2 separate regions of the Homo sapiens genome follow, and region 1 is linked to region 2. A link is a loop called in an ENCODE intact Hi-C map of the cell type or tissue named here. Cell type or tissue: PC-3. All regions are shown on one strand. Links, peaks and the distances in the headings refer to the core of each region. The heading gives the core; the rest is flanking DNA.

Region 1 (5,384 bases), core at 198-5,197, 74 kb after region 2:
ACTCTACCTCTAACCCACAGGGAGAAGCATTGCTATTGATATGATTATTTCTGAGAACAATGTCTTACATAGGTACAGTGGAAGTGGTTAACTCTTTCACAGTGTTCCTGCACTTTTCCCCACATTTCCTTCTCAAGACTATCTTGCAAGGCTTGCTGATTGCCTATTCAACTACTCTTCTTCCTCCCATCTTCTTTGCTGTGGAGCCCAGCTCTATATTGTGACAGAAATGCCAGGATATTGCTTTGCTAGCCTTCTACAGGGCCTGGAGGTGGTCACATGACCCTGTTCTGGCTAATGACAGAAAAAGGAAGTCTTCAGAGAGGCTTCTAGGAAATAGTTTCTCTTTCATAAGACAGCAATAGTGCAAGAGAGATTCCCTATTCCTTACTTTCTGTTTCTAGATGTAGCTTTGTGACATTTGGATGTGATACTTGGCTTTGTGGTAATGGGATGTGATATTTGGAGCTGTGGCAGCCATCTTGGGCCAGGATGGGAAATGACTTGTGGAAGACAGTCAAAGGGAGGGTGAGAGATAAGAAGATCCTGAGCTCCTGGGACATCCCTGAGCCTGGAACCATCTCCATTTGGACGATTCTCATTATACTAATGAGAAACTAATACTAATAAAAACTTTCTGTTAAAACCACTTAGGATCAGATATTCCGTTACTTTGCAGCCAAAAGCATCTTAATTCAAACAGTTGGGTACTATAACCTCTAGTTTACATAATTTTTAAACATTTAGCAAAAATGCATATAGTTCTTACTGTGTGTTAGGTACTGTCCTGAGGGCATTCTGTGTATTAACTCATTTAGTTTTCATAATGATACTATGAGACAGGTATTATTATGCCCATTTTACAGAAGAGGAAGCTAACGCCCAGTATGCTAAATACTGTATGAAGTCACACACCTGGTAAGAGACAGAGCTAGGGTTTCATCCTAGGTTGTCTGGCTTCAGAGGCTACAGGCTTAATTGTTATCCTGTGCTCCCTCTCTAGTAGATAGGAAATGGTTTGCCCCAGGTCACATGACACAGGTATTCTTCCAGCACCTGGTGCCACCCTTCACCTGGAGCAGACACTGGAACAGTCTGTAGACCCACCCATCCATCTCCTCACCAGTGTGCTCTCCACTGCTGTCTTTCTTCATCATCCTTAAGCTCGTTATAGTCCTGGATTTTAGTGGGTGCTAAAGCCAAGGACTAGATTTGAAGCCTCTTTTCTGCCCACCTGCTGCTCTTTCTTCCTCCCTCCTAGCTGCAGACATCAAACTGTTGCTGGCCAGGTAAGCACAGGAGGAGGATACAGGAGGGCAGGTCCCTTGTGCTGTGCATCCCACTGAGGGGATATTGTGTGGTGGCGGTGTGCACTGGGTTTGGAGTCAGATGAAGTTAAGTTCTGCAACTTCTAGCTGTGTTAACATAGGAAAATCCCTTCTCCTCTCTGAACCTCAGTGTCCTCTTCTGTACAATGGGATAATAATGACCTAACCAATAATGTTCTTTGAATGTTAGATGAGGCATACCATATAAAATGTTTAACGAAGAATCTGACACCCAGAAATCACCCAGTAAGTGAAAGATACTGTTACGAGTGGTATTACTTTTTCAATTCTCATTACCACTATGTTTGAAGTCGTTTGTGAGCTAAAATGTCTGGAGACCGCCTGCTCTGTATGAAGTGGAGGAAATCTTGGGGCATCTAGGAGGGAGGGAGAGGTGCTGATCTAGGAGTCAGAATAGCAGGATCTTAGCTCAGCTGTGAGATCTCAGTGGCTGTAAAGGGTGTGTGTTGCCTGAGATGATCCCCAAGTGCCTTTCCCAGCTGGAACAGACCACATTGTGATATGCACCAAACAGATGGCCTGCATTCTCTGTAGGAGCCTGCACAGCCCAGGTGCAGCTACCATCATTGAGGGCCCTGATTCGGTTGTTTCTCCAAAATTGGCCAAAGCTGCTAGCAGGTTTCTGTCCCATTAGCCACCAGCATGACCAGTGCCTGGTGTCTGGCATGAGGTGAATGGTTAATAAGCCTGAGTTGGATGAATGAATGAACTCCAGTATGTGAGGGAGTGGTGCCTGTGACCCCTAAAGGTGGAGCAGGTTTGGTTTCTTTTAGTATAAATATTTAGAATATGACCATGATTGCAGTTTTTGGCAAGAGTGAATCACTTACTCATGGTCATGGCCTTGAACCTAACCAAACCGCCAGCCAGCACCAGAATAAACTGCACAGAATCGCTGGCCTCAGCCAAAAGGAAATTGACTTTCTATTGACCCATGAGACAGGTCCGGTTTTTTTTTTTCTTTTAAATTTTTTACAAACAGTACAATGTCTAGTAAATCTGACCAAACCAGATACCTCTATTTATTTTTTTCTAAAACCTTGAACTGGAACAAAATTAGACCCCACATAATCCTTATTTATAATATTACTCAATGTGTGCAAATAGTAATGATGTTAACTAACATTCATAGGGCAATGCTATGTGTATTATCTCATGTATTCCTCAAACACACCTATGAAGTAGGTGCTATTTTAATTCCTATTTTACAAGCAAGGAAAAGTTGACAGCTAAATAACTTTTGCCAAGGTCACGCGGCCATTAGAAGGCAAAGTGAGCATTTTAATCATTTGAATCCAGGTCCACTTGATTCCCAAGCTGGTGCTCTCAGCTCTCTGGCTCTCCTGTGTTCTCAGCATCAGCGACAGCTGCAGTTTATTGGGCATACATTGTGAGGCAGTCACAGGGCTGAGCATTCTTCACACATGAGCTTGGTCAATCCCTCCACAGTACTATCAGGAGTGCACCATTGTTAGCTCCATTTTAGCGATGAGGAAACAGGGATTTCATGAGATTATTTAACCTGCCTGCCATCTGTGGATGGTGGTGTTAAGCGCTTCATGTAGAGTGATAGAGCTCAGCAAGCTCCAGGGCAACAAAGAATGGGGGACTTTTCCAGTGTCACACAGTGAATCAGTGGTTGAGCTGGAACAGAACTTCATTGAATACTTTTCATTCACTGCTAGGAGAATGTTGTAGTTAACAGTGGGAGGGGGACCTGCTATAAGGTCAATCTGGTGTGTCACTTGCTCTGGTGGCAGGAAAGAGTTTAGTGGATTAGAGCATATACTTTGGATCATACAGACCTGTGCTCAGGGCCACCATGGGAAAGAGCCTTCCTCTCCCTGAGCCTGTGTTTCTTCTTCTGTAGAATGGAACAATAACCATAGGCCTGCCTCTTGGGTTTGCTGGAGAAGAAAATGAGAGAACACACATTAAATGTCTGGCACAATGACTGCCATGCAGTTAATATGGAATAGCTGTTGTTGTTATGTTGTTAATTGAAATGATCCATGATCCAAAAGAGGCTTGGAAACACTGCACCATATGGAGAAGGCTTGAAATCCACTTCGCAATGACTGCCTTGTGATAGGAAGGAGATGTAAAGGCTGAAGAGTGTCTATAAGTGGTACGCAGGCACTTGGGACACACAAACACATACACACATACATGCTCCTGAAACCTGCACGCACATGTACTTGTGGCATATGTACACTCATACACACGTGCACACACATGTACACACAATATACTTGTACACACATGCTCACATACATGCACCTGCATATGCTCTCACATGGACATACACATATGGACAATATACTCGTGGCATCTATGTTTTCATACATGCATCTGCAACCCACACACACATGCACTTGTAACATACACATGCACAAACAACATACTTGTGGCATACAGATGCTCTTACACATGCACACACATGCATGGACACATGCGTCACACACAATACACTTGTAGCATACACATGCTCACATGCATATGCACACACATACATGCACACACATATACCTGTGCACACACACATTGCATCTGCACACACTCTCTCCCTTCCTTAGCCTGGTGAACACCTACACATCCTTTAGCTCTCAGGCCAAAGGTCACAGCTTTAGGGCAGCCACTTTGACTCAGGCCAGGACACTCAGGCTGAGCTATCTTGGCACCTAGCACCTCCACCTCTCATCCAAACTGTCCTCTCTCAGCCCATAGGTACTTCAGTCCCAGGCTCTGTTGCCATCACTCTAGGGAGCTTCAGGGTGCTCAGGGATCCTCCTCAGCTTGCATCTCATTGCATGTCATTGAATAATTGTAATAAGTTGCTTAATTCTACAATTCCTGCTAGAAGGCCACTTCTGTGAAAGGCAGGGATAAAGCTGACTCTTCTCCACAGATCAGAATCATTTGATGCAGACTGGCACATAGTATGTCTTCAATACCTAGATGCCATTGATTGAACAGAACCACCAGGATCTCATTTGCATGCAAGCTGAAGAATAAGCTTGTTCATATTGGGGTTACCCTGCACAAGATGTCTCCTATGGGGTTTTTAGCCACGGGGTCTCTAATGATTTGGAGCCTCACTCAGAGGAAGCCAAGCCTCAGAATGCTGTATAAATTGGTAAAAAAAAAAAAAAATCTAACTTTGAAATGCATTCCTAGTCACCAGGAAAACACGTTTTGGGGGGAGAGAATGTCTAACAAGCCTGAAATGTAGACAACTCCTTATTGCTTCTGACTGCACTTTCTCCTGGGAAGTTAGGGGACACCAGCAGTTGCCATGAGTAGGACTGACCAGTCACTGTCTGGGCTGAGGCAGACTGCTTTCTTTATTTTACAGCAGTAGGGAACCCCTTGTTAGACATAATGAAGGCAGAGGTTGATGGGCAGATGGAGATGAGAAACACAATGCCTGGTGGTAAAAAGCAGGTGGCTCAGCTTAGAGTCATTTATTTTAATTCATTCATTTATTTAAGAAATAGTTCTGGGCACTTTCTAAGTGCCAGGCACCGTGTTAGCTGCTTGGGACATAGGAGAAAATGGGATAGACGTAGTCCTTGACCTGGGGGTGCTCAAGTTTAGCTGGGGAGGTGGACAAGGAAATAGGAAACCAATATGCAGTGTGATCAGTGCTCCAGGGGGATTCAGAAGAGGAGTTCCAGGGAGAGTGGTGCTGGCTTCTGGAAGAAGGGATGTCTAAGCCAAGATCTGGAGGATGAGCCAGGCTAGGAGATGGGGAAATGTGGTATGAAGGAGGAGAACAGTCAGTGGGCAGACCTCAAAAGGAGAGACATGGCAGGAGTTCAGAGTGGCAGCAGCGGGGTGGGGGTGGTGGCAGGGAGGGCAGGGTCCCGTCATGCACAGCTCATTCCTGAGGACTGCTCCCTAGGGTGATGGCAACAGAGCCTGGGACTGAAGAGCCCATGGGCTGAGAGAGGACAGTTTGGATGAGAGATGGAGGTGCTCACGGGAACTGGGGCTTTGCATGAGGCTGCGGGAGCCTGGTGGGAGTGTCTCTGG
Region 2 (5,384 bases), core at 89-5,088:
TTCTGAGGAGCAGACCCATCTGCCTGGCCAATCAGGAGAAGGTGATCAGCCTGCTCCACCCACCCTGTCATGGAAGGACAGAGATATCGGGTATTGCTCCATCTTTTTGGAGTGGGCTTCCTATGTGGGGATAGGAAACAGTAGAAAGCCTGGGCGCAGGAAGTACACGAGGAAAGGGAGAGTTGGCTCCTAACACTGACACAACATAGCGCCCTACACTGGGAAAATGTGGCCCCAGAAATGTCTAACGATCTGAACAGAGACTTAAATTCTTTCTCTTGTGGGAAATAGCCAATGAAGAGAGCAGACCAAGGGGCAGAAGCTCCCTGTAAGCCCTGCCCTTCGTGGGGAGAGGAGGAGACAGAAGGTTATTTTTTTTCTATGTAGAAATGTGGGAGTCCAAATAACTATAAACAAGGAAGACCACTCACTGAGCTCCTGGAGAGGTATGGAGAACTATCGGGACTTGTAAGGAAGAAAAGGATATCAAGAGAACTTCATGAAGAAGGGGACATGTGAATTAAGCTTTGCACAATGTAAAATATTTCAACAGATGTTGATGGGAAAAGAGGTCATAGGTAGGAAAGTGAGTCAGTGCTTGAAGAACGACTCATGTAGTTTGGAGGAAGTTACCAGAAGGTCACTGGTGCAGCAAAGGTGGGTCCATGCTCTGGAAACCTGGGAATGCCTGTGTGAGGGCCCTTTCCTTAACCTGGCAGAGAATGGGGAGCTACTGCATGTCTCTGAGCAAGGGTGACATATTATATGACTGGACCTTTTCTCTAGGAAATGAAACCTGGCTTTGGGGGAGGCATGCATCATCAGGGGGAATCTGGAGGCAGGAGACCAGCGAGAAGCCCACGGTGGCACTTAGAAAAGGGTGAGAATGGAGAGGAAGGCCACTGCTGAGGACCAATGGACAGGAAGTCAAAGATTCCAGGAGCTTTACAAATATGGACACCTGTGTTCTGCCTCCAGAGGCTGTTGTGTAACTGGTCTGGATGGAGGCTGGGCAATTATATTGATAAAAGCTCCCCAGGTGGGGCTGGTGGGCAACCAAGGTGAGAACATTGCTCTGAACCACCCCTTCATGTTACCACAGGGGGAACAGAGGACCCCAGGGATGAAGGAGCTGAACCCAAGGCCTTCCCTCTGGAACTTTAGAATCCTGACATTAAATCCAGTGAGCTCTCATTAAATGTCCTGGTGATTTTAAATCCTGACATGAAATCCAATACATTCTGGTGAGAAGTCCCAGTGAAAGGGAGAAAGAAAAAAGAGGATGGAAAATAGGAATGGGGGAAGAACCCTGGAGGATGCCTCCATTTACAGAGCAGAGGAAGAGAGAACGCAGAGAGGAAACAGAGGAGCCACAGAGAGGAAGAAACAAGCTGCGGGGGAGGCGGGGCTGACACCTGTGCTGTCATCAGAGAGGTACAGCAGGGCCAAGTGAGGAAAGAAAGGCCTTTGGGACTGGCCATTGGTAGGTCTTCTGGAAGCACAGTAGCTACATGGCTTACAGAGTTGTGGAGTCAGGGTCCCCAAAAGGCATTCATGACCATGTGAGTGCAGCTTGTGCCTCCACTGGCTTACCAGCTCCTTGTCTTTGGACATATTCATTTATCTCTCCATGCCTCAGTTTTCTCATCTGTAAAATGTGTAGAATGTTAGCACTTGCCTAATAGGATTGCCGTGACTTTAAATGAGCTAATAATACACACAAAGCCCTTAGAATGGTGCCTGGCACAGTGTGTGTGTGTGTATGATCCACAGGCACTTGTTCTTATTGTTGTTTGTGTCATTGCCGTTGTTGTGGGTGGTGATCTTGAGAGGCAGTTTTAATAGGATATTGGGGACAGATGTCATTTTCATAACTTATATTTGGACTTCTGCACCTCACGCTAATTTACCTCAAATGACAGTAAGTCAGCACTACTGAATTAATTCAGTCATCATATTTTCACTGGCTTAGTTGTAAGGGGTCCTCTCACACTGAAGAGCAGCGTCCTCTGTGCTGTGTGAGGTGGACTATGACATTCTCCTGTGCCTGGTCAGTTGTGGGACCCAATGCACCAGAGATTGCACAATTGGTACCGAAGGGGAAAATGAGTCAGAAAACAGGGAGGGGTGGCACAAGGAGAAGAGGGGAACTGGCTCCTTGCATATCCCCCAAAGCACTCTCCAGATATCAGAGCTCCTTGAATCACAGCAACAGAGGGATGGGTTTTGAGCTCAGAGGAATGACCCAACTCCACGCAAGCAAGCCGCTGAAGTCTCTGCACGCTGCCGTCCGACTGGCCACTGGGTGTCACTCTTGTCTATGTTTGCTGGGTGTCAGGGTCTGAGAAGAAATTCAGCCTTTGCTGAAGTCTCCATCTTCTCCGTGTAGGTTTTCTTTTTGTGCTTGTGTATTACTCCCTAAAGTATGTGTGTATACTTAAGTGCCTAAATTAAAAAAATAAGTCAGATTGATAAATTAATGTACTCAAAACCAGAAAAAAGAACATAGGAAAAAAGCTAGTATTTTATAGTATTACAGTTAGAAAACATTCTTTTGTTACATTCCTTCTTTTATTCTTCATATTGCCTGTGTCTTTATAATTCAATTTCTTGTGGAATCTATTTTTGACACTAATAATTTTGCCATTGGTCTCATAGCCATTTATTTGCATGATGTGTCTACGTGTAATATATTTTATTACATATTGACAGCAAGTTGTCCACTTCTTCTTCATAGAGTATCTATTTTAGTAGCTATTTTCAGTGAAGATCTGTGGGTTATAAATACTCTCAGTCCTGAGTCTTGGCCTGTCTTAAATATATATAACACTTAACATATACTCTTGAATTATAATTTAGCTAGGTATAGCATAACATCTTCAAAGTTTGCAGGAAAAAATAACTTTAACTATAAAATTGCAAATCCATGTTGCCAGGGCCTTGTCCATTTTGCTTGTCTTTTCAGAGAATCATTTTTTCTTTTGTTGACCATCTTTATTGATTTTTGTTTTTATAATGATACTTCATTAATGACAGCATTTGCTTTGATTATTTTTGTCTACTTTCTTTGTTTTTATTTCATTAATTTATGATCTTATCTTTCATATTCAATTCATTCATTCTATAAAGTTGAACTGTCAATAGTAATTAAACCAAGAAAGGAGGCGTAGGAGAAATAGAGAACTTAAAAAGACCTGTAAGCATAAAGAAATGGACATCATGTTAAAAATGATATTATATTTATTTATTTTGCTCAGGACTTGGTGTGTTTCTTCAATATGAAGATTCATGTCTTTCTTCAATTCTGGAAAATTTTCAGTCCTTCTTCCTTTGAATATTGCCTCTCTCTCGTTCTTTTTAGTCTCTCTTCTGGAATTCCTATTAGAGGTACGTTGGACTTACTCTATCCTCATTCTTGCTTAATCAGTTCTTTTATATTTTTTATCTTTTTGTCACACCAGGCTAAATTCTGATTGATTTTCTTGACATAATCTTCAGTTTCACTAATTCTCACCTCTGCTATGACTAAACTTGCTGTTTAACCCACCCATGTAGTTCTTAATTTCTGTGCCTTTATTTTCCATTTTCTACGATTTATATTTTGCTATTTTTCATATATGGCTGTTTCTTCTCACAGTGCTCCATCTTTTCATTGTAGCTTCTATTTTTTCTTATTATTTCACCTTTTTAATCATTCATATAAATTCTTCTTCAGATTATTGTCATTTCTAGTTTTTTGTAGTGTTAATATAGTTATTTGTGTATCTGCTGGCTCTCGTTGTGAATAGTTCATTTTATTGCATGGTTTGTATTTTTTGTTACATGAACTAATTTTCAACATTTTAAAAGATGGGTTTTATATGGATCCTGGACTGAAGAAAACCTTGCTGACTAGGTTTTGCATTTGCTTCTCCTGGAACCTTAGGGAGTAATGATCCAGGACTGATTTTTTACTATTAATTCTTGGATCGTGGTACCAACACCAGGTAGTGTAAATTCAGATCCCACACGTCCCAGTGGCATAAGCCTAGGTGTTTGATGTTTTCCAGGGACTCAAATAGATGAAAAGTGTGTTCTCGGCAGGTAGGAAGAAATTTTTCAATCTGCTCTTTGCTCTTTACAGAAGTTGAACTCTTTCAGACTCCAGGGAGTTTAATGGGCTCCCTGCTTCAGGCAGGTCTAAATCACATCTCCTGTCCTTGGGGTGGGCATTAGAAGGTCAACCCCAGTTCTGAAGGCCAGAGTCCCAGCTGAAACCACCAGGAGCTCTGGGCCATCTGCTTTCACCTGCCAATCTGGGTTTGGTTTTTGCTTTTGTTACTGGCTTCCAGTGATTTCCCTTTCTTTCTTTAAATAATGTACTAAAATATTCATCTTTGTTACAGATTTTTCTATAGATATGGGGGAGAGTGGCCCTTTTAGAGCCCTTTAACCTGCCATATTGCCAGAAGCTTTGCCATGTTCTTCTAACCCAGTTTTCATGTTTGGAAATATCTAATGCAATTTGTCAAGCTTCTTGGCCTTTCCCTAAATTCTAAATTCTCGTAAGTTGTCCTGGAACTCAGGACTTTAGCAGATGTTGTGAGGCAATGCACGCAGAGGTAGAAGACCTCAGTTTTAGTTTCAGCTTTACCACTTTCTAGCCATGCAATTCTTAGCATGTCACTGAACAGTTCTGAATCCTTTTCTTAATCTACAAACATGGATTAAAAAAACCTGCACCATAAAGTTGTTATAAACAGTAAATGAAATAGTAAATTTAGGAATACATTGTAAAATTTAAGAGATCTATAAAACTTTGGGATCAATTTATCCCAGTTGAATTTAGTTGTAGATTTCAATTACATGCTGTTTTGAGATTAGAAGCTTCCGTGGTGTTGGGGGGAATCTGGCGATCAGCCCAGGGAGATGGGGGCCCAGTCAGTGTGGTACTATTAATAGTGTTCTCATCATGGGCTTTCAAACTACATTTACCTGAGTTATGGGGACAAATGGTAATGGCTGATTACAGTACCCCCATCCCATCCCCTCCTTGAACACTGCTTTAATTAGAGAAGTTCTTATGTCCTGCTCTACCACTCCCTAACCACCAACTTCATTTTGCTGTGCCTCAGTTTATTCGTCTGTAAAAAGGATAAGAGTAGTACGTGCCTTGTATGGCAAATGTGTGGATTAAATAAAATAACAGTATCTGGTTCTTCATACCACTTCCTCCCAAAGTATTAGCTATTATTAACTCCTGGGCTTCCAAGTTAATTTTGTTTTCAAAATGGGTTCTGACATTAAAACATTCTCTATTTAGAACTAAAAGTGGCCTAAAAAATTGTTTAGATAGATGCAACCCAGTAGCTTCTAAGGCACTTCTAGTTTTTTATTATTTAATT

Evidence for each region. Peaks named below come from ENCODE experiments on the same cell type or tissue, not always from the same donor. Only the 100,000 strongest peaks of a DNase experiment are listed, where the experiment ranks them.
Region 1: a loop joins it to region 2, with 4 times the contacts of the local background. A loop is called at or near these places in 14 of 110 quality-filtered maps.

What each region holds. Positions count from the first base shown.
Region 1 is chr5:148,958,789-148,964,172 of GRCh38, reverse strand. No RefSeq gene overlaps it. Among named protein-coding and RNA genes, the nearest start is that of MIR584, 100 kb to the left of the region's middle. In PC-3, for the core only: no CTCF peak of the experiment used is centred there; DNase peaks (open chromatin) are centred at 2,142 and 2,692; H3K27ac peaks cover 3,243 bases.
Region 2 is chr5:149,032,394-149,037,777 of GRCh38, reverse strand. The region is part of intron 8 of SH3TC2 (SH3 domain and tetratricopeptide repeats 2); the gene reads left to right. Among named protein-coding and RNA genes, the nearest start is that of MIR584, 27 kb to the left of the region's middle. In PC-3, for the core only: CTCF peaks have their summits at 2,094 and 2,307 (motif pointing right); DNase peaks (open chromatin) are centred at 597 and 2,297; H3K27ac peaks cover 1,107 bases.